Regions from separate parts of the Mus musculus genome. Here region 2 is linked to region 1. Evidence: chromatin loops called from intact Hi-C (ENCODE). Cell type or tissue: heart. All regions are shown on one strand. Links, peaks and the distances in the headings refer to the core of each region. The heading gives the core; the rest is flanking DNA.

Evidence for each region. Peaks named below come from ENCODE experiments on the same cell type or tissue, not always from the same donor. Only the 100,000 strongest peaks of a DNase experiment are listed, where the experiment ranks them.
Region 2: it touches region 1 in a loop (2.1-fold over the local background); 13 of 42 quality-filtered maps call a loop at or near these places.

The regions. Positions count from the first base shown.
Region 1 is chr6:121,104,962-121,114,780 of GRCm38, reverse strand. All of the region lies in intron 1 of Mical3 (microtubule associated monooxygenase, calponin and LIM domain containing 3), which reads left to right. Among named protein-coding and RNA genes, the nearest start is that of Mical3, 21 kb to the left of the region's middle. In heart, for the core only: a CTCF peak has its summit at 4,954 (motif pointing left); DNase peaks (open chromatin) are centred at 2,950, 4,330 and 5,130; H3K4me3 peaks cover 2,989 bases; H3K27ac peaks cover 3,454 bases.
Region 2 is chr6:121,052,554-121,062,372 of GRCm38, reverse strand. All of the region lies in intron 1 of Mical3 (microtubule associated monooxygenase, calponin and LIM domain containing 3), which reads left to right. Among named protein-coding and RNA genes, the nearest start is that of Gm4651, 7.0 kb to the left of the region's middle. In heart, for the core only: no CTCF peak of the experiment used is centred there; a DNase peak (open chromatin) is centred at 4,943; H3K27ac peaks cover 3,318 bases.

The DNA of each region.
Region 1 (9,819 bases), core at 2,579-7,578:
GGCAGAGGCAGGCAGATTTCTGAGTTCAAGGCCAGCCTGGTCTACAGAGTGAGTTCCAGGACAGCCAGGACTACACAGAGAAACCCTGTCTCGAAAAACAAACAAACAAACAAACAAACAAGAATGAACTATGTTCTAAGCCACCCTGCACTTGCTTTTTGCTTTTCCTATCTCACATCTGCACCTGTCCAAGGCATCCTGGGAGTTTCTAAGTCAATGGAGCCTTGAGAATTCTCTGGGGGAGGGGGACATTAAGGTTGAAACCCTAGCAGCCGGGAGTGAGAGAGCCAGACGGCTCAGTGGGTAAAAGGCCAACAAGCCTGACCACCCAAGTTCTGTCACTGGGACTGAGATGTTGGAAGGAGAGAACCACTTCCTACAGGTTGTCTTTTGACCTCCACACACATAAATAAATGAATAAATATGATTTTAAAAACTTTAAGACAGGGTTTCACTCTATAGCCCTTGGGTATTCTAGGACTCAGTATGAAGTTGGTCTCAAACTCACAGAGATCCCCCTGCCTCTGCCTCCCATGTGTGAGTGCTGGGATTAAGTTAGGCAAGCACCTCAGCGTCTGACCCCTTAGGTTAAAAAACAAAACAAGCCGGGAGTAGTAGCGCACGCCTTCAATCCCAGCACTCGGGAGGCAGAGGCAGGCGGATTTCTGAGTTCGAGGCCAACCTGGTCTACAAAGTGAGTTCCAGGGCAGCCAGGGCTCACAGAGAAACCCTGTCTCGAAAACAACAACAACAACAACAACAAAAACAAAAACAAAAAAAGAAAAAAGAAAAAAACCAAAACAATAATTATTCATACAAGTGTGGTAGCCAGACGGCAACCTAGATCAATTGGTTCATTCTCTCTACCATGCAGGTCCCAGTGACAGAACTCAGGTCCTCGGGCTTAGAGGCAGGCCTCTTTATCCACTGAGCTGTCTCACCAGCCCACCTCCACACAATCTTACTAGGATTTTAACAGCTTAAAAAGAATGAAATAGTTAGCCCAACCTCTATTTTCAGGTTTGTATTCTGCCAGTGGGGCGGGTTATTTTACCAAACATCTGGTTCAGAGGCAGTGCACACCGCCCTTCCTCATGGACGCAGGGCTCATTCCAGCCTGAGCACTCAGGTGGTAGGAACTTTGCCTCTCCTCTGCTATTGAACCAACCAATGCGGCAGAGACCCAAGCTCACTGTAAGTTAGGCTTCTTACACCGCAGCCCCTGAACTCTCCAGCACACACTTTGCTATTCTGTATTTCTTTCCTCTGTTGCTTTGGACTGCTGCCTACTTGTTACATGTTGTAAAAGGATTGTGAGGGAGTGTGAGATTGCAGTGGACAGGATGTACAGGTTGGAAAGCCCTGCTCCATTTCTTTATTTTTGGAGGTCTCGGGGACAGAACCCGAGGCAATTAATATGTTATGTGACTACTCTACAGCTGAGTGACAGCCCAAAGTTCTGGTTTTTCTCTGACAGGATCTCGGAACGTACACCAGTCTGACCTGGGACTTACAATCCTCCTGCCTCTGCCTCCCAAGTTCAGGCAACGTTATTTAGCAGCTTTCTTAACTTTGGCTAAGTTAGTGTGCTTTGCAAGCTGTAGTTTCTTTCCTTTCTTGTGGAGTCAAACTTTTGCCAGTCCTCCACACAGTCTTGTTTAGATGTTCATATGACATTGCAAGCATAGAAACTGAGTTTTGAAATTATCTCTCCTCCTCCCTTCCCTTCCCTTCCCTTCCCTTCCCTTCTCCTCCCCTCCCCTCCCCTCCCCTCCCCCTTTTCCTCCTCTCCTCCCCCTTCCCTCCTCTCCTCTTTTCTCCTCTTCCCTCCCCTCCTCCTCCTTTCCCTCCCCTGCTCTGCTCTGCTCTGCTCTGCTCTCCCCTCCCCTCCCCTTCCCTCCCCAATCCCTCCCCTTCTCTCCCTCCCCCTTGCTTCCTTTTCTCTTTTTCCTTTCTCCCCCTTTCCCTCCCTTTTGCTGGAGACCAAACCTGGGGCTTCAAGCAAGCTAAAATTCACTCTACCATGGAGTCCCCAGCTTGGCATCATCTTTTATTGACCATGAAGTAGATTTATGAACAATAGGAGACAGCACTTGTCACAGTTCACTTTTGATCTCTGTGATAAAACATCATGGCCAAAAGCAACTTTGAGGCAAGCATTTATCTCAGCTTCTAGATGTGGTCCGCCATGAAGGGAAGTCAGGACAGGAGCTGATGCAGAGGCCATGGAGGGTGCTGCTTACCAGCTTGTTCCCTGTGCTGCTCAGCCTGCTTTCTTAAGAGAGCCCAGAGGTGGCACTGCCCACAGTTGGCTGGGCCCTCTTAGATCAATTGTTAATCAAGAAAATGCCGTACAAAGTTGCCTACAGGCCAACATGACAGTAATTCCTTAGTTGAGACACCCTCTTCCCAAATACCCCCCACCCCCCACCCCCAGCACATGTCAGGTTAACAAACAGAACAAAAATCCTCCCCACCCCCAGCACAGTGCTGTCCCGCAGGATTATGAGGGTGGTCATCAGAGTCAGGCCTCTCTGTCTGTGCCCCTGTACAGATTAGCTTCTTCATTGCCCCCCACCCCCACCCCCAGGAGGAATAACGAACGGTATGAATAGAAATAACACCCTTCATAGCATTGGTGTGAGGTTGGAATGAAAAGACACATATAAACCTCTCCTAACATTACTGATATACTGTGTTTAGTCAGTTTCTTCACAGTTATGAGAAACATCCCTGACTTAAACAGTTTAAGGGAGGAATTCTTTTAATTCGAGATTTCCATCTTTGGTCCCTGACTCTGTTGACGATGGTGCCCCTGCTTGCAGGAAGAGCTGCATGGCAGGAGGAACCCGTGGACCTCATGGCGAATGGGAAGAGGCCAGAGGACAAGATAACTCCTAATGATCTACTTCAGCCAGTTAGGCCCCGCCTCCTAAAGTTTCCAGCACCTCCCAAAATAGCAAGCCAGCTGGGGCCCCAGCATCCAATACACGAGCCTTTCTGAAGGACACTACTTATCTAAACCATAACAGTTAATAAACACCAGCAGGAGCAGCTGCTGGGTACTAGCATGACGTTTGGGGGCAGAAAACACGGAAAATTAGGGTCACAGGGACACAAGGTAGAAATGGGAGTTCTTAGATGTCAGTAGCTACAATTAGTCCATTCCAGGGGCTACCTAGCAGATTCGGACTTTCTCCGTGTCTTTGGACAATAGTTGGAAGATGGGTTGTCTGGCTGCAAGAGAAACTCTCAGGAAAAGCATCCTGGCTATCTTACAGTTTGGAAGCTGAGGAGTGCAGGCTGAAAACTTCTGAAATAAAGCAGAGGGCCTGTGAATTTGATCCCCAGAACCCACGGCAGGAGAGAACTGATTCTTAAAAGCTGTCCTCTGACCTTCACACGCGCCCTCCAGAGCCACAGGACACTTTATGCAAACCGAGTGGAATTGGTCTGAACCAGTCGAGCTTCCTGGAGTAAAGTGGGGGGGGGGGGGGGAGGATCTTTAGGGATGTTTGTAGGTCTTCAGCTAGACATGGAGGGTGACTGAAACAAAACAAAACAAAACAGAAAACAAGGGGACCCTTGCATAATTGAGTAGTGTGCTGTACAGACTTCGGCCAGGAACAAACTATTCAGCTGGTGGGATTTGTGGCTGAAGATCGGAATCCTGCACAGTCCAGCAGGCCAGTGAAGAAGAATCAACTAAAACTTCATTAAACTCTAGGAGCGCTAGACTCTAATCTATCTATCTATCTATCTATCTATCTATCTATCTATCTATCTATCTATCTATCTATCCCCTGGTAGGAAAAATGCTCCTTAACGTATGAAAAGACCTTGAAAGAATAGTCAATCTGTCTCCCTGTAATGTTTGTACAGAAGTGGTGTTAGAAAGTCTACCCACTTTCAACCACACTTCTTTAAGATGCCCGGAATTGAAGAGATTAATAATCTCTTGAAAGAGATGAGGAAATAAGAGAAAGGCTTCCTAGAGGTCAAGTGTGATCTAACAGTCTCATCTGATTGAAAAAGGAAACTGAGGTAGGGAGTTGGAGTTATCCACTCAAAGTCAAATAGATTCAATATAGATTCAATTCTCTGAAGTTTTCTATAGCTATTACTCCGAAAATCGGAGACTTCCCCTCTTTGTCTCATCTGGATGAGATCAGGAAGAAAATTCTAGCTTTGTTTTTGTGGCAGCTTCTGAGGGCAACAAACAAGTCCCCTTTAAGGGCGTCCTCCCATCCCCAGTCTGGCCGGCTTTGATATGCCCCTGGTGTTATCCCGTTGGCTCTTTTGTGTAGCTTCTCGCCCCTTCCAAGATTCCCAGCCAATCACCTCGTTCCTCTCCTACTCCGTTGGGCTTTCAGGAATGTACCATATGGTCCATGCCGAAGGGGGTAGAGAGCAAGGAGGAGGGACTGGCAGCTATGCATTTCTTTACCTGCTTGTGATCCGTGAGACTTCTTCAGGACCGACCCTGGAGGTGACAACCGGGCCTCTGAGTATGAGGAGCAGGAGTGAGCTGCGGGAGCACTGAGCACCCGCACCCCCGTTGGGGTCGGTGGTCCAGCCTGAAGGGCCGCAGCCCCCGCCCTCCCATGTGCTGGCCCCGCCCCGGCGGCGCCGCTCCTGCCGCCGCTACTGCTGCTGCTGCCGCGCCGGACGCTGCGGGCTAGCGCGCGGGGGCTGCGGCTGCGTGTCCCGGCGCGCGGCTGGGTGGCCTCGCCGGCCACGAGGACACAGCAGCATGAAGCAGAGGTGAGCGCCGTGCTCCTGGGGAGCAACCACAATCCCGCCCACGCTGCGCCTCGGTGTGCCGGTCGGCGGCTGGCCCACGGGCGGCTTTGGCGCGGGTGGCCGCGGCGCCCCGATGCGTGGCTGGACACGTCCCGCCCGGGCAGCCCCGGGATCCCAACCCGCCCGGTGCCTTGTGCCTCCCTCTGGCGGACGCGTGCGTCCGGAGCGCTGGCGGAGCTGCGGCTCAGGCGAGGAAGCCCCTCTGCGCTTCCCGCTCTGCCGGGCCCGTGTCCGGGTCCCTGACCTCCAGAAATCGGGTGCTAGGTCAGGTCGCGCCCTGGGAGGACATAAGAGAGCCATCTCGCTAGTAGGAATGGGACTGAGTGACTTGGGCTGGGTGTGCCCAAGGAGGCTTTGTAGGGTAGAAGACCCAGCCTGGGGAGTGGGACTGTGCTCCGCGATGTCCCTAGTCTGGAGAGCCCAGCAGGCGCAGTGTGTAGGTTGCTGAGGACGTTTATGGCAGGTGGCCATGAGAGAGAACTCTTGACATTTCCGTCTGGTGGTAGACTGAGTGGGCTACAGGCAGCCACCGAGGCCTCTTATCTCGTCGCTGTTCCCCTCCTTAACTGCCTTAGAAAGTGACAACACTGTTGGAGGTCCCCATTGGCACACTAGACATCACTAGCTTAAGAATAACCTTGGAGAGAGCCCTACCCAGATATGGGCTTGTCTGGTGTTTTCAGACAGCCGGTGTGATGGCCGATTGCAGGTTTCTGGCGTCTCTACTTGGCAGGCTTCGTATCATCAAGCTCTTTCACAATTGTTGCTGGGAAGAAGGGGGTCCTTTAGGAGCCTCAGCGCAGTTGGGATCGTGGGTCAGCCTTGTATCTTGGCTGATTCCCCTCACACCCCCCGAGTCAGAAGACAGAAAGTTATTTCCAAGAATGCACACCACATCCGTATTGCTTTGATTTTGGTGCTTAACTCAGGCATTAATTATGACTTGTGTGAAACGGATGAATGCAGCGCAGTGGAGATCATTATAGATAGTGGGTTTTTGTTGTTGTTTTGTTTTGCTTTGTTTATTTAAAGCGTGCAGTGGATGGTTGGAGAGAGTAGCGTTTAGATACCAGGACATCCGTGTGTGTTTGACACAGTCGTTTAGGTTGATGGTGAGAGAGTGAGATTTTATGATGAGAAAGGCATCTTACAGATTGTTGTTGCCGGCAGGAGTTAAGTTCACTATGACCGGGCCACAAAGGATGCTGTTCTTCACTTCTGTGAGCGCATCTCCCAAGGGCCTTGAAGAGGATATCATAAATTCCGTATTTGATTGCCACATGCACTCGAGTCAGTTATTCTAGCCTTCCAGTGAGCATTTCTTATGCTCGAGGTTGTAAAAGTCTAGCCTGCCTTTTAGTGGTATACTAATAGCACGTGTTGATTTCAGAATTATACCTAAGACAGTTTGGTTGGTTCTGCAAAGAATCGTTTATAACTTGGACCCAGTTCCTCAGCTAGAGTGCTAACTTTTGAAAAGTCTAAAACTTGACTGCTAACTGGTTGGGGCTTTCACCCTACCAGGGCATTTGTATTGTGTGGTTTGTAGGTGTGGGAGAGAAAATGGGCTTTGGAAATAATGTAGGAAAAGTGCTTTGCACAGTGCTTCCCACATAGTAGGTCTTAAGTAAAAAAAAAAAAAAATCTATCTATCTATCTATATCTTTCCTCTTTGATTGGAAGAACTGGGTGGGGGATGGAGTTGGGCCTCTTGCACCCCCCAGCCCCCCAACTAGGAAATCAGTCCTCCCCTTCCCACTTTTAGCTTTCTAGACTAAAGTAAGAGGCTATAAGTGAAACACTTCTGGACTGGGAAGAATTAATCAAGAAAAATCGAGGTTTTCCAGCTGTCTCATGCATTTTCTTGTTTTTGGTTTGGTTTGGTTTTTTTTTTTTTAAGACAAGTTTTCTTTGTGTAGCCCTTCTTGTCCTAGAACCCATTTTGTAGATCAAGCTGGCCTCGAACTCAAGGAGATCCACTCACCTCTGCCTCCCGAGTGCTGGAATTAAAGGCTTGTGCCACCACTGACTGGCTTGTTTTCCTTAGAGACAGGGTTTCTTTATGTGTATTCCAGTCTGGCCTGAACTTGCTAAGTAACCCAGGCTGGCTCCTTTTTTTTTTTTTTGGACATAGGGTCTTGTATATTTTGGACCTTGGACTCCCTATTATAGCCAAGGATGGCCAACCTGATCATGCTTTGTGGCAGGCGAGCTCCTGATCCTCCTGCGTCTACTTCATGACTGCAGAGATGGCAGGTGTGACCAGTCTACCCAGCAGTATGTTGCATTTTACATATTCATTTTTACTTAAAGGTATGTATGTGTGTCTGTGTGTGTCCACATGTGTGTGCAGGTGCCCTTGGGAGCCAGAAGGGGTCATTAGACCCCTGGAGCTGGAGCTACAGGTGGTTGTGAGCTGTCTGACATGGGTGCTGGGAGTTGAACATCAGGCTCCTGGAAGAACAGTCAGTGCTCTTAGCTGCTGAGCCATATCTCCAGATCTAGGGTTGCACTGTGAAAGAGAGGATGGCACCTGTACTAGAAGAGATCCTGTCGCCTGCTCACCTTGTTCCACTCGGTAGGAGAGTTGACCCTTTCTTTGATCTGTTGATTACTCTTGGAGGTGAGGATTGTACTCCGCGGATTGACATGTCCAAGTGGAGCTAGAATCCTGACTTAATTTTTCCAGGCATTGACATCTGAGAAGAGGCCAGAATGGCAGAAGCTGGACCAGCAGGCAGGAGTAGCCAGCAGGCAGGAGTAGCCGCTTAGCTTTCGTGGACTCTGCTCTGGGCTCGGCAAGGAGCCACCGTTTGCCTCCTCCCTTCTTGCAGCTGGTCCTATGAGCAGATTAAAAGGCTATCAGAGCTAATGTACTTGGAAAAATAAGAACCATCATTGGTTTGTTTACGCTGCGTGATATTGGGCGTGACATTTTTACAGAAGCAGGCTCTGGATTCAGTTACTGCTGTTTCTTTGAGGAGGTGAACTTCCTTTTCTTCACTGATTGATTCTCTTTGGAGGCAGGTGCCTGGGCCTCTCTCAGCTGGGCCAGCGCTCACCACTGAGCCACGCCCCCAAATTCGTGACATTGATTCTCAGCGCCTGGGCTAGGTGCACATCATCTGTTTCCTCCTCATAGGTGTGTTTAACTTATTCTAGGTATTAACCCTGTTTCATACATGACACACTAGGGCATGGTGAGTTCCCAGGGCAAGGACGTGGCAGAAAGCCCTCGGCTGAAAGCAAGTAAGACCTAGGGTCTTATTCTGGGGAGTGTCGTGGCTTAGTGGGCAGGGTTTGGAGTCCTGACACCTGTTAGTCTCTCTGCCCCTCCCCCACCCTCTGCAGTGGACAGTCGTTACTTGGGGGGGGGGTTGGGGGGGCGGACAGAACTGAATAAAAATTTAAATTTGGAGAGTATGAATAATTAAATAGATAAAACCCCACTGGACTGTTAGGACCAGAGAGAATGGAAGTGGCTCAGGGATTGGGGAAGTGATTCTCCCACCTACAGCCTGTCCTTAGCGCTCAGGCTTCTTGTTGTTGTTGTTTGTTTTTTAAGACAGGGTTTCTTTGTTTAACCCTGACTGTCCTGGAACTCCATCTATAGACCAGGCTGGCCTTGAATTTAGAGATCCGCCTGCCTCTGCCTCCCAAGCCCTGGGATTAAAGGCGTGCGCCGACACTCCCAGCTAGTGCCAGGGTTTTCTCCTTGACGAGCTGGCGCTTTCGCTGAGGTCTGCAGGAAGGCTGCTTTTCTGCTCTAGCTGGAAAGTTGGACACCTGCTTCTTTCTTGGTGTTTAGCTCCCAAAGATAATTAGAGCACAGTCTGGGAGTTATGTGGGGATTAGAGGGGACATTGTGTGGAAATTCACCTAAATTCATCTAGTGGACTTTCCCTAGATGGATTTAGGTGAATTTTCCAGCCAATCCCTCTGTCAGTCTTTGGCTCCGTTTCTCAGAGTCCTCTGCCACCTAGGTGCTTGGATACACTATTGGGCAGGATGACGTTGCTGTCCTGGTGAGGCTCAGTCATGTTTTCTTAAGGGTGGTTCAGCTGTCTGAAGGCGTGCAGAGGCAACTGTTCAAGACAGGAAAGCAGTATTCTCCAGCATAGAATGACTTTTCTTCATTGGCTGCTTAGACTTGCACAAGAGGACGAGAGACTGCTGCATCATTAAAAAGAATGAAAGAAAGGAATCCCCAGGGGAAAGATGGGAGGAGGGAGACTGTGGAAGGGATCACCAGGGCAAAGATGGGAGGAGGTGGACTTTTCCTCAGTAAAAGGTGGGAGTATTGAAGTTTCTGCTGAGCAGTAGGAGCTTGTCCCCATCCCCACCCCCCCACCCCCCTCCCCCGCCCCCAGCATCTGTCAGACACTGCTTCCCTCTTTGGTCTGCCTGCTTCTATGGTTGAGACTGGCTGTGAAGTTGAGGAGAGGGGATGATGGCCAGTAGAGGGGGCTTTCTGCACTGGAGGGTCTGCTGGGGCGGTTACATCATAGTTGGTGCTGAAAGGCTCATTCTGGTGAACTCTGGGAAGGAGACATCACAGCCAGTGGCTAACCAGACACTGCAATTGGCTTCCCTTACAGCTTTAAAATAAATGTGCAGGGCTGTGGGTGTGGCCCTGAGGAGGACCCTGGAGCCCCAGCACCATTTAAACTGACAGAGCTCCATTTTATTTGGTCCAGCCTGCCTCTGTCTCTGAAGCGTGAGAAGCCCCTCCACCTTGGGAGCCTGGGGAGGAGGAGGAGAGAGGAGAACGCCGCCCCTCGTCCCTGGCTGCCCTATGATTGGGGATTTCAGGGTTCTGGAATAGAAGAATGTTGCAGAGAGCAGCCTGCTAGAGCTTTCGGACTCATAACAGTCCTGATCATATGACCATAGTGGCAGACACTGAAGAGCCCTGACTGACCCTCTGAGTGGACACTGTGTTGTGAGTGTTCTGCAGAGTCCTAAGCCAGCCTGGGGCAGCCAATTGGGGCAGGAAGTTGTGCTGTTATCATCGAT
Region 2 (9,819 bases), core at 2,911-7,910, 53 kb after region 1:
GCTGATGTTGATGGCTTTGCTTCTGATTGCAGAGTCTGCCTGGGACTCAGTCTTCGGGGACTCGAGGCAGATGCAGGCCAGGGAAAAGTGGTGTGGAACAGCCGTGAGCCTTTGTCTCCCCCAAGGACACAAAATGAGAATGAGAATTGTGTGGGACTGGGGTCCCCTCGTGTTGAGTGAGCACACGGTGTGCTGTGGTGCAGCGGGCGATAGCAGTCTCAGATTTGCCCGCTTGTCCTTCACCCCTGGGGCTTTGGTGAGGGATGGAGGACAGTGGGCTGTCATCCTATCATGGGGTCAGCTGGCTCGGGAGTGGACAGGGCCTTCGGCTTGCATTGCATAGCTCACCTGTTTGGATTAAATAGTCCTGGTGGGCATCTGGCACCAGTCTGTCCTGTGATGCAGGACTCACAGCCTCTCCTGCAGGTACTTCCCACACAGATGTAGGAAATGTTCGTCGTTGATGAGGACCCTGCCTGGGTCCTGTTTTGATTCCCGGCTCAAGCTGCCATTGCTTTCATGCTTGTACATCCTGGGGTTTAGGTCATCGCCGTCTTTCTTTATGATGGGTTTTCTTTTATTCCTTTACCCTCCTTCTTATCTTCCTCCTTTGAATGATCATGGAGCCAGTCTCTCCTTGTTCCCTTGGAGGACATCTCGGAGAATCAGCTCTCTTTGCTGTGCTGCACAAATTCTTTCCAGGCACTGGAAATCATGCTTTCAAAGCTGTGTCCAATTCGCCCAGGAAGAGCAGGCATTAAAGTGGAAGCTGATTGGTACATTGGAAAAATCAGGCTTCAGCACTCCACCACCTGGAATTATAAAGCCCCGAGCCGTTACTGAGTGCCTGAGGCGTATCTGACCTGACAGCCACACTGGACAGGCGGCTATAGTACTGTGCCGGTAGGGACACATCTGGCCTGCATGAGGGACTCATGTGTGTGGTCACTGTGTGTTGTTGGTCCTAGTGCCTTCTGAATTGGGTGTCTCTTGTGGCTTGAGTAGAGCAGCCTCCTGCAGTAGACTGGCTGTCTTGGGTAGGCCCATCTGTCACAGAGGACCGCGATCACCTTAGGTTACTACAAAGATAGGAGCTGTCCTTCCCAAGTTCCTTCCCAGACTAGAAAGGCCTTTCAGTTTTGAGCGTGAAAAGAAGTGTTGTCTGGCTCCTTTAGGCGTGGTTGAGGTCATCCTGCAGAAGGAGACAGATGAGTTCTTTATATGATGCTGAAGTTAGATCCTTGTCACATGCCTATATGATGTCATCACTCAGACTTGTTCTGCCCATGTGGAGACCCTGACCCTAACCTGTAGTCAGGTCCACACTGGGTTTGGTGACTCTGGCCCCCTACTGGAAAAGGAGCCTTCCTCTAAACTATAGAATGTGTCACAGGGATGGAGACCTCAGTAGGCTGGGAGCATGGACCCTGCTTGCTGTTAATCAGCCTCACACCCCTGCCTCTGGTCAGAAGCCCATTGGGCTCCCAGCTGTCTGTCAGATCATATGCGAGGTAGTGCTGGGTCAGTTCTGTCTTAGTGTGGATCCATTCATGCATGCTGTGGCTGTCCCTTAGTTGTGTTTGAGACACTTAGAAGGTGCCCACCTTTTATGTGGTTGTGTAATATGTGTTCTGTAAGGTATGCAATTCATGACTTTAAGAAATGTTTTAAGTTACATGTGTCTTGATGTGGGTGCACACACGCAGGTGCCCATAGAGATCAGAAGAAGGATACGGTCCCCCAGAGCTGGAATTACAGGTGAGCCAACAAGTGGGGTTGCTTAGAACACAACCCAGGCTTTTAACCAATGAATGAGCCATCATTCCCGTAACAAATGAGATCGATCGGTCAGGGGAGGCAAGCCTGTGAAATCTTAGGTATCTGCAGTATCGGCCCTTCCGTAGCTGTGGGGGGAGTTGGGAAACTGGGTCTTTAGATGGAGAGGTTAGAGGAGGACTTAGTCTGTGGGAGACATCACCCTGGATATCGATTTGAAGTTTTATTTGTGTTTAGTCTTTGATAAATGGAGTTATGCAGTTCGATCCTTTTGTATCTGTCTGCTCTGACTCATGGGACATACATGAGTCTGTGCACTTCATTTGCATTGCTATGTTGCAGTCCAATGGGCCCTCTGTACCTGTACCCATGAGCGCTGCCTCAGTACTGATATGCATAGACATAGTCCTTATTCCATAAATAATGCAGTAAGGTACCAAATATGCACGGACTTAGTCATCATTCCTTAAACAATACACTATAGCAGCTATTTGCATAATATAAACATTGTGTGGTGCTACAAGTTGTCTAGAGATGATTTAAAATATATTTGGTATAGTTGAGGATGTAGCTCATTGGATAGAGTACTTGTCCAGCATGCAGGCAGTCATTTGTTCAAAACTTACCACCACATAAACTGACTGTGGTGGTGCCTCAGGAGGTGGAGGCAGGAGAATGACAAGTTCCAGGGTTAGCTCATCTACACAGTCAGTGTGTGGTCAGCCTGGGCTATGTTAGCCTTGCCTCAAATTGAACAAATGAATGGATGAATAGATGAATAATAGGTGAATGAATGAATGAATGAAAAGTTGAAGGCTTTGCATAGATGATCTGCATCTGTTGTTTCACAGGGCAGAGGAGTTCAGGCTTTGGCATGGGCAGGTATCCTTGTTACCATCCTATGTGACTACGGAAAGAGAAGTATGGTTAATCTTGTTTTTCCTTTTCCTTTTCTCTTTCTTCCTTCCTTTCTTCCTTCCTTCCTTTCTTTCTTTCTTTCTTTCTCTCTTTCTCTCTTTCTCTCTTTCTCTCTTTCTCTCTTTCTTTTTTTCTGTATAATACTCTGTTGCATGGTATAGTTGCATTTTCCCTAATCATTTGGGTTGCTGTTGACATTTGGGTTATTTCTAGTTTGGGGGCAAAGCCGATATGAGCATTCCTGTGCTAGCCTCTTAGCATAGACCTAACTTTCTTCTCTCTGTTTCTGCTCCATGGTATAATATTTGCCCTCTCTTAGGTGGTTTTTTGTTTTGTTTTGTTTTGTTTTTGGTTGTTTTGTTGTTGTTTTTGTTATTGGTGTTTTTACATTTTGTTTTGTTTTTGAGACAATGTTTTGTTAATGTGACCACGGGCCACATACTATGAGCTCCTGTCTCAGCCACCTAAGTGCTGGGATCACAGGCCCGTACCACCATGCCTGGCTCATGTTCACCTCTGCTGCCTGTATGGACAAGAATGGAATTGCATTTTAAGGTGCATCAAGAGCCAGTGTTTAGCAGTTTCCCAAAGTGGTTCTAGCATAGTTGTCTGGGTTCCGGTTGTCCCCTGTCCTTACCTGCTCTTGGTATTGTCAGTCTTGAACTTTAGTCAGTCTCACAGATATGTAATAGTGTCTCATGTTTCTGATTGACATTTCCTGATGACTAATTAATTGTTGATATTGATTGTTCATGTGTTTTGAGGTTTAACATTTTCACATCTTTAGCCTGCTTTCTACTTGTACAGACATAACCATAACAGCTTTTATTCAGCTACCAAAAGGTGCTCATTGGTGGGTGAATGAATGTGTAAACAGGATACACTGTTGGCCGTGGTGAAATAATATTTAGTCACAAAAAGGGAAGGGATGCAAGAAAACCTGCCAAGTCAGAGGAACCATGTAACAGTATCTATATAGGAGCTGTGAAAGACTGCCCATCAGTTAAGAACATCCACTGACCTTGCAGAGGACCCGAGTTTGGTTCCTTGTGTCCAGTTCTGGTGGCTCACAGCCACCTCTAAGTCTAGGAAGATTTGATGCACATCTATACCTAGATGCATACAAGTACTCATAATTTAAAAGAATACTAATTTTAAAGGACAGATGATACATTCAAAGGACAAATAGAGAGGAGAGGGGAATAGAAGCCATTGTTTCTTGGGATAATAGGTTCTGGTGGGGATTATGAAAAGTTCTAGAAATAGGTGTAGTCAGACATACAACATGGCCCCAGATGTGCACTTAAAACTGGTTAAAATGGTAGCTTTCATGTTACATCATTCTTATCACAAAAGGCAAACCACCCACAGGAAAAAGCCTGCATTTAGGAGCCTGTGCCAGAGTCCGGAAGGTGGTTCAAGGTAGTGAGGCTAGGAGGTGGGAGGAGTCTGGGAGAGATGCAGGAAGAGTGACAGGAGTGTGTCTGCCTCCTCACAGTGCACCTCCCTTGTCCTCTGCCACTGTGGTGGCAGCTGTGAAAGCTTCCTTTTCCTCCTGCTCTTCTTCTCACTCACCCTTTTAAATTTTATTTATTTATTTTATGCATATGGATGTTTTGCCGGCATGTATTTCTGTGTACCATGTGCACCCAGTGTCCATGGAGACCAGAAGAAGGCATCAGCTCCCCTAGAACTGGAGTTACAGATGTTTTTAAGGCGTGGAAGCACTGGGAATCGATCCCTAGTCCTCCGGTAGAGCCGTCAGTGTCCTTAACCACTGAGCCATCTCTCTACTCCCCACGGTGGCCTCTTGCTTGACATTAGTGGAGTCGAACGGCCCCTCTGAGGAACACACAGGAGAGCACAGGCCTCCTCAAGTGAGGGGGCTGATGGATGAGGCTCTGTGACTCGGTCCTCACGTCTTAGCCGCTGGCTGTGCCTTGGGTCTGTCAGTCCAGCTGTGCGTTGGGTCTGTCAGTCTGTTCAGGGTTTTTGATGTCACCGCCCTTGCTGCTTTTGCTTACACTCGGTTTGTACATGAAGTCAAACCGAGGACTTGGACCAAAGTCAGTCTCAAGAAGCAAGACGTCCGGAGGGCCCTGCAGCTGTGTGGGTGCCTCAGCTAAGATGCCTGTGCCTCATGCTAGAGTTCAAAGCATCTTCCCCATAAATCTCATTGTGTTTCTTTGATCAGCTATTTAGCAAATTACAGGGTTGGGGATTCACAGCCTGTTGCTCTCTGCCGTGCCAGTGAAAGTGTCCAGCTGTCGGGAGGAAGGTCGCTGCCCACTGAGGCCTTAACTGACTGCCACGTGTTTGGTACCTTGGCTCTCAGACTAAAAGTCTCTGGCAATGGAGAGATTTGTGCAACACTCACATTGCGGAGGAAGGGTGCAGGAAGGCCGAAGCAGACAGAATTGTGTTTCCTGTTTTTCCTTTTGAGAGAAGGTCGCACTGTATAGCCCAGGCTGTTCTTGAATTCATGATAGTTCTGCCTCAGCCTTCCCAGTGCTGGGTTACAGGTACTAGCACTTAGCCCAAACTAAGGAATTCTTTCTTTTTGTCTGAGAAGGCCTTTTTTTTTTTTTTAAACCAGTATTAACTCAGATGAGGTAACTTGGTGGTAAAGGCTGCAAAGCCCGATGAAAGAACTGATTCCTGCAACGTGTCCCTGATCTTTCCTGTGGCCTAAAAGTCAGGCACTCTGGTGCTGTGGGACTGGAGGCCAGTTACCTGGTTTGTAGTTTGTTTAGATCCCACAACTCTTTTATCGCTGTTGTCTCTATTCAGAGCCATCACTCTGTGGATACCAAGCAGGCGGCGTACAGGACATTTGGTTAAACTGAATTCTCACCGGTAGGCCTCTCTCTGGGTGCAGTGATCTGGGCTGTCTTACATGTTCCTGGTGTCCGGTCCTCCTCTACTGCTTGTCCAGATGATTGTCACCAAAGTGACATCTTTTTTCCTGCTAACCCCCAGAGGTCTCAGGAGCTCACGGGGTGAGAACAACAATGCTGGTGTTTGCTTGACATTGACTCTGAGGAGGTGTAACTCTCTCGATGGCACACTCCTGTCACTTGCAGGATGTCAGGGTGGACGCTAGAATGAGGAGAGGCAGGCAGAGTCTGACAGGCTGCGCTTTCCCCTCTGTCAACCCATGGTGATGACTCCTGTCCCACACCACTGGATCCTCTGCGGGTTCTAGAGGTGTCTTTTGACTCAAGACCTTTGACAATAACGCCCGATGACAGTAGTTCCTGTATGTGGGTCAAGTGTCTTGTGGGGCAGAATGTGCCTGCCTTCTTTTCCCCAGGTGAGCAGTACTTCTGAGGGCGCCTGTTAAACCGCACCTGAACTGGGTTAGGCACACTGGGGTCCGCTGCTCTATTCCCAGATCAGTTTTCTAGCTGTGGTCCTTGGTGCAGGCGATGATGCTGTCCGAGAGCTCATGGGAGAGCAAGTGGGGAGGATGGCTTGTTAGGAGTAAGACTTGCACAAGCTGCCGGGCGGTGGTGGCGCACACCTTTGATCCCAGCACTTGGGAGGCAGAGGCAGGCGGATTTCTGAGTTTGAGGCCAGCCTGGTGTACAGAGTGAGTTCCAGGACAGCTTGGGCTATACAGAGAAACCCTGTCTCGGGGGGGAAAAAAAAAAGACTTGCACAGGCCACAGCAGCTGTGTGTGTGTGTGACAGCAATAAGTGACACTTCCTGACATCCCCACCCTGACTCCCAGAACACATGTGTTCTCCTAGACTTTACAAGTTCATGGGGCAAGAGCCGGCAGTGATCCTGCTACAGGAAGCTAGAATTTTAGAAGAGCAGGTGGGAGGGGGGTCACCTCAAACAGCCTCACGTCATCTGCATTGCATTTTAGGACATGGCAGACACAGAATGTAACCTGTTGGCTCTTCAGGGTCTATGCTGTCTAATCTCATTGGTAGTGAAAAGAAATCTTCTGTAGAAACTTGAGGTATCTGGCTTTGAGCCCAGAAGGGTTGGAATCTTAGAACTAAAAGAGCCCGTGGTGGTTGTCTGTTGGCAACTGGATTGTAAGGGAAAGGAAATAAAAGTTTAGGCTGAACTTCAGTGTTGTCCTAGGGGGCTCATCCTCTAGTAGGGTCCCTGGCAGGAAGGGAAAGGTTGTGGGCTGTGCATTTGACAGAACTGGCCACGGCAAGCAAGGGTTTTGCTGGGGTGTGTGTGTGTGTGTGTGTGCTGTGTGTGTGCTGTTATCATCAATATTAAGACCACCTAGTAGTAAGGCCACTGCCACACATCTGGCCCATACAAGCACTTGGTGCAAAGGAAACCAGCTTCACTGGTGAAATTGTGTCTAAATCTTTCATCTAAACCTTTCATCTAATTGGAAGGGAGAAAGGGATTGGATTGAATAGGATTCAGGGGGGCCCTCCAGCTCTACCTGTGCATTGGGAAGAACAACTGAGCGTTTCTTTATGCAGACAGAGTGTGTGTGTGTGTGTGTGTGTGTGTGTGTACATGGCATCAATGGCAGAAGACTGGGAACCCCGGTCGTTACTAGAGCCGGAACTGGGTTAATTCGGCTTGCCAGCCACGCGTGTCACAGAAGACGCATGTGACCTGGCTGAGGAGCAGAGGTTGGCTTCCTTGCTAGCTGCCTGTCCTTCCTTCCCAGCAGTTTGCTTGACTGGCTTTTTCTTGTTTCATCCTCTGCATCTCTAAGAAGCCCATAGAGCACCTGGCCAGGCCTCTCTATAGCCCCAGAAGGCAGATATGGTCCAGAACCGCCAGTGGCAAACAGTAGTCATTTTCATAGTTAGGGGACATCCAGAGATGCCTCGAGGAGTTCGGCTTTGACCACTTCCCTGTCCTCTTGTCCCCTAAATCAAGTTAATAGCAAATTGATCACCATTCGAATTCTCTTCCTCCTTTCCATAGTTGTGACATTTGACATCGTCTCCTAGAAAGCCTTTCACTTTCCTCTTCCTCCCTTTTGATATCACTCTGGACAGTATCAGTTTTCCTACTAGAATCCATGCTAAGTGTAGGTAGGTGTACATAACCCCTTCCTGCTAACAAGAGGTGTGGTCACTGTGGCTGGTGTTGAAAGTGTGGCCTACCCCACCAGAGAGGAGACTGGCTGCCTGGCAGGGGGCGGGGCCAGGGGAGGGGGTGTGTCTTAGTAAAGTCTTGGTCCCTAAGCAGGGTCTCTAGTGAGCAAGGAAGAGAGTGCATTTGGCTGAGGACAGCCAGCCCAGATGTGAGGTGTATCCTAAAGAAATCTGTACTCTTGGAAGCACAGGACATAGCACTGGTCCTGGGCCTCGACAGAGCTTTGAATTTTGCTAAGAATCGAAACTGTTTCCTGAGGTCCATGCAGACAGAGATGCAGACAGAGTGAACACTGGCATTATGCGGTTTTGGATTGGAGAAGGTTAGGGCTAAGGTGTTGTTCCAGCGATCCACAGTAGCAGTCTTGAGTGTCTCACCAACAAGAGGGTAGGGAGAACCTGCAAAGTGGAGGTCCTGGAGACCTCTAGCAGGTCAGGTTGATAGTGGGAAGAGCAGAAGCCAGGTAACTCTGTTTCCTCCCAGTGGGCAGTGGCATTTGGCTCTGTCAAGAGGAAGCTGTGTATGACTGAGAGTAGACGGGACATTGGAGTACAGGGGACTTTTGGAGTAGTAGAGACGCTTTGGGACTTCCCCGTGTGGGTGCCTGCTGTAGGATGTCTGCATAGCCGCGCATGAAAGCATTGGTTCTCAGGAGCATAGACAGAAGGCTGAAACTCAAGGTCATGCGGTTTTATGAAGAGCAGCAGATGGAGGAATTTGGGCCATCCGAGACTCTGGGCCATGGGAACAGGACAGCAGCAGGGAGAGGCAGGAGGCATTCCTGGGCTCAGAACAGGGGTGGGAGTTTCCAGGAAAAGCCATAGAGAGGGCACCAGGGAGATAATGGCTGAGCCTTTCTCAGAAAGCCACTGTGGGTCTCAGTGGAGTGGCAGAGACAGAAGCCAGATTGCAGAGGCAATGATGACATGAACAGGAAAGGATCCTTGGGGGGTTGTGGGTGCAGGAGGTGCTGACAGGAGCAACTTTGGTAGCCTAATCTCAGGAGGCCCAGGATTCGGGAGGGAGAGACCAGTGGCCCAGTAGGATAGGAGATGAAAGGAACCCAGCCTGCCACTTTAGTAGCTGAGAAGAAAACCGGGATGAGAGGAGGTTTAGAGTGTGTAATGGGTGGGCGGTAGTGATGGTTGCACGTTACTTGAATGTTCATAATCAGAGGAGGTTGAGGGGATGAAACCACATTTTCAGGAGACTAGATAGGATGAACTATCCATTTTAGTGTATTCTCTGAGGCAGGAGTGGGGTCTGGAGGGCTGGAAGCCCTGTGCTCACTTTCCCAGAGAGAAGACCACAATACTTGTGTATAAGACATGAGCTCACTGGACGGTGGGGGTGGGGATGAAGTGGACTATTTGAGAACTAGAAGCCAAGTCAGGAGAAGCCGGGGACCTAGGGAAGGCCTACTAGGTAGCATCGAGGCCACACGAGGGATCAGAGATGGTGGACCTGTGGCCTCTTCACTCAGCACTGCCGGGAGATGGAGACACTGCATGTAGGTTGTTTTGTCTTGTGTCTGTCCGCTTTGGAAGCTGATGACCCAAGTATTAGTTTTCTGTCTCATTTTCCACCATACTAGAAGCTGAATTTTGAGATGCACGCTAACCCTCCTGATGCGCCATCTTAGTGGAGAAACAATTCAGATACCCCTGGCTGATGGCAGTGTAGTGCAGTGGTTTCTGACAGAGGTTTTAAACACGTAACTTAAAATTAGAAATATCATGGGTCCTTCCCTTATCACGTGGGAAGGTGGCTGGCGCTTCACAACCCTGATACCGCTATTCTTTTCTGGAAGTAGGGTCGTTCTATGGGCAATCATTCTGGGGTGATTTGGCTATTGGAGTAGCTTAGCTCCTGGCTCTCTTTCTTCCCCGAAAGCCTTAAATTTCAGGCTGGAACAGGTCTGAGCCAGGTAAGGGGTTCTGCTAGACGGAATCCTTCCTTCTCCTTAGGGGATTCCCAGTTCTCTGCATATTCCTCCCAACCTGGCCTGAAAACATGCCACCCACTTTCATTTA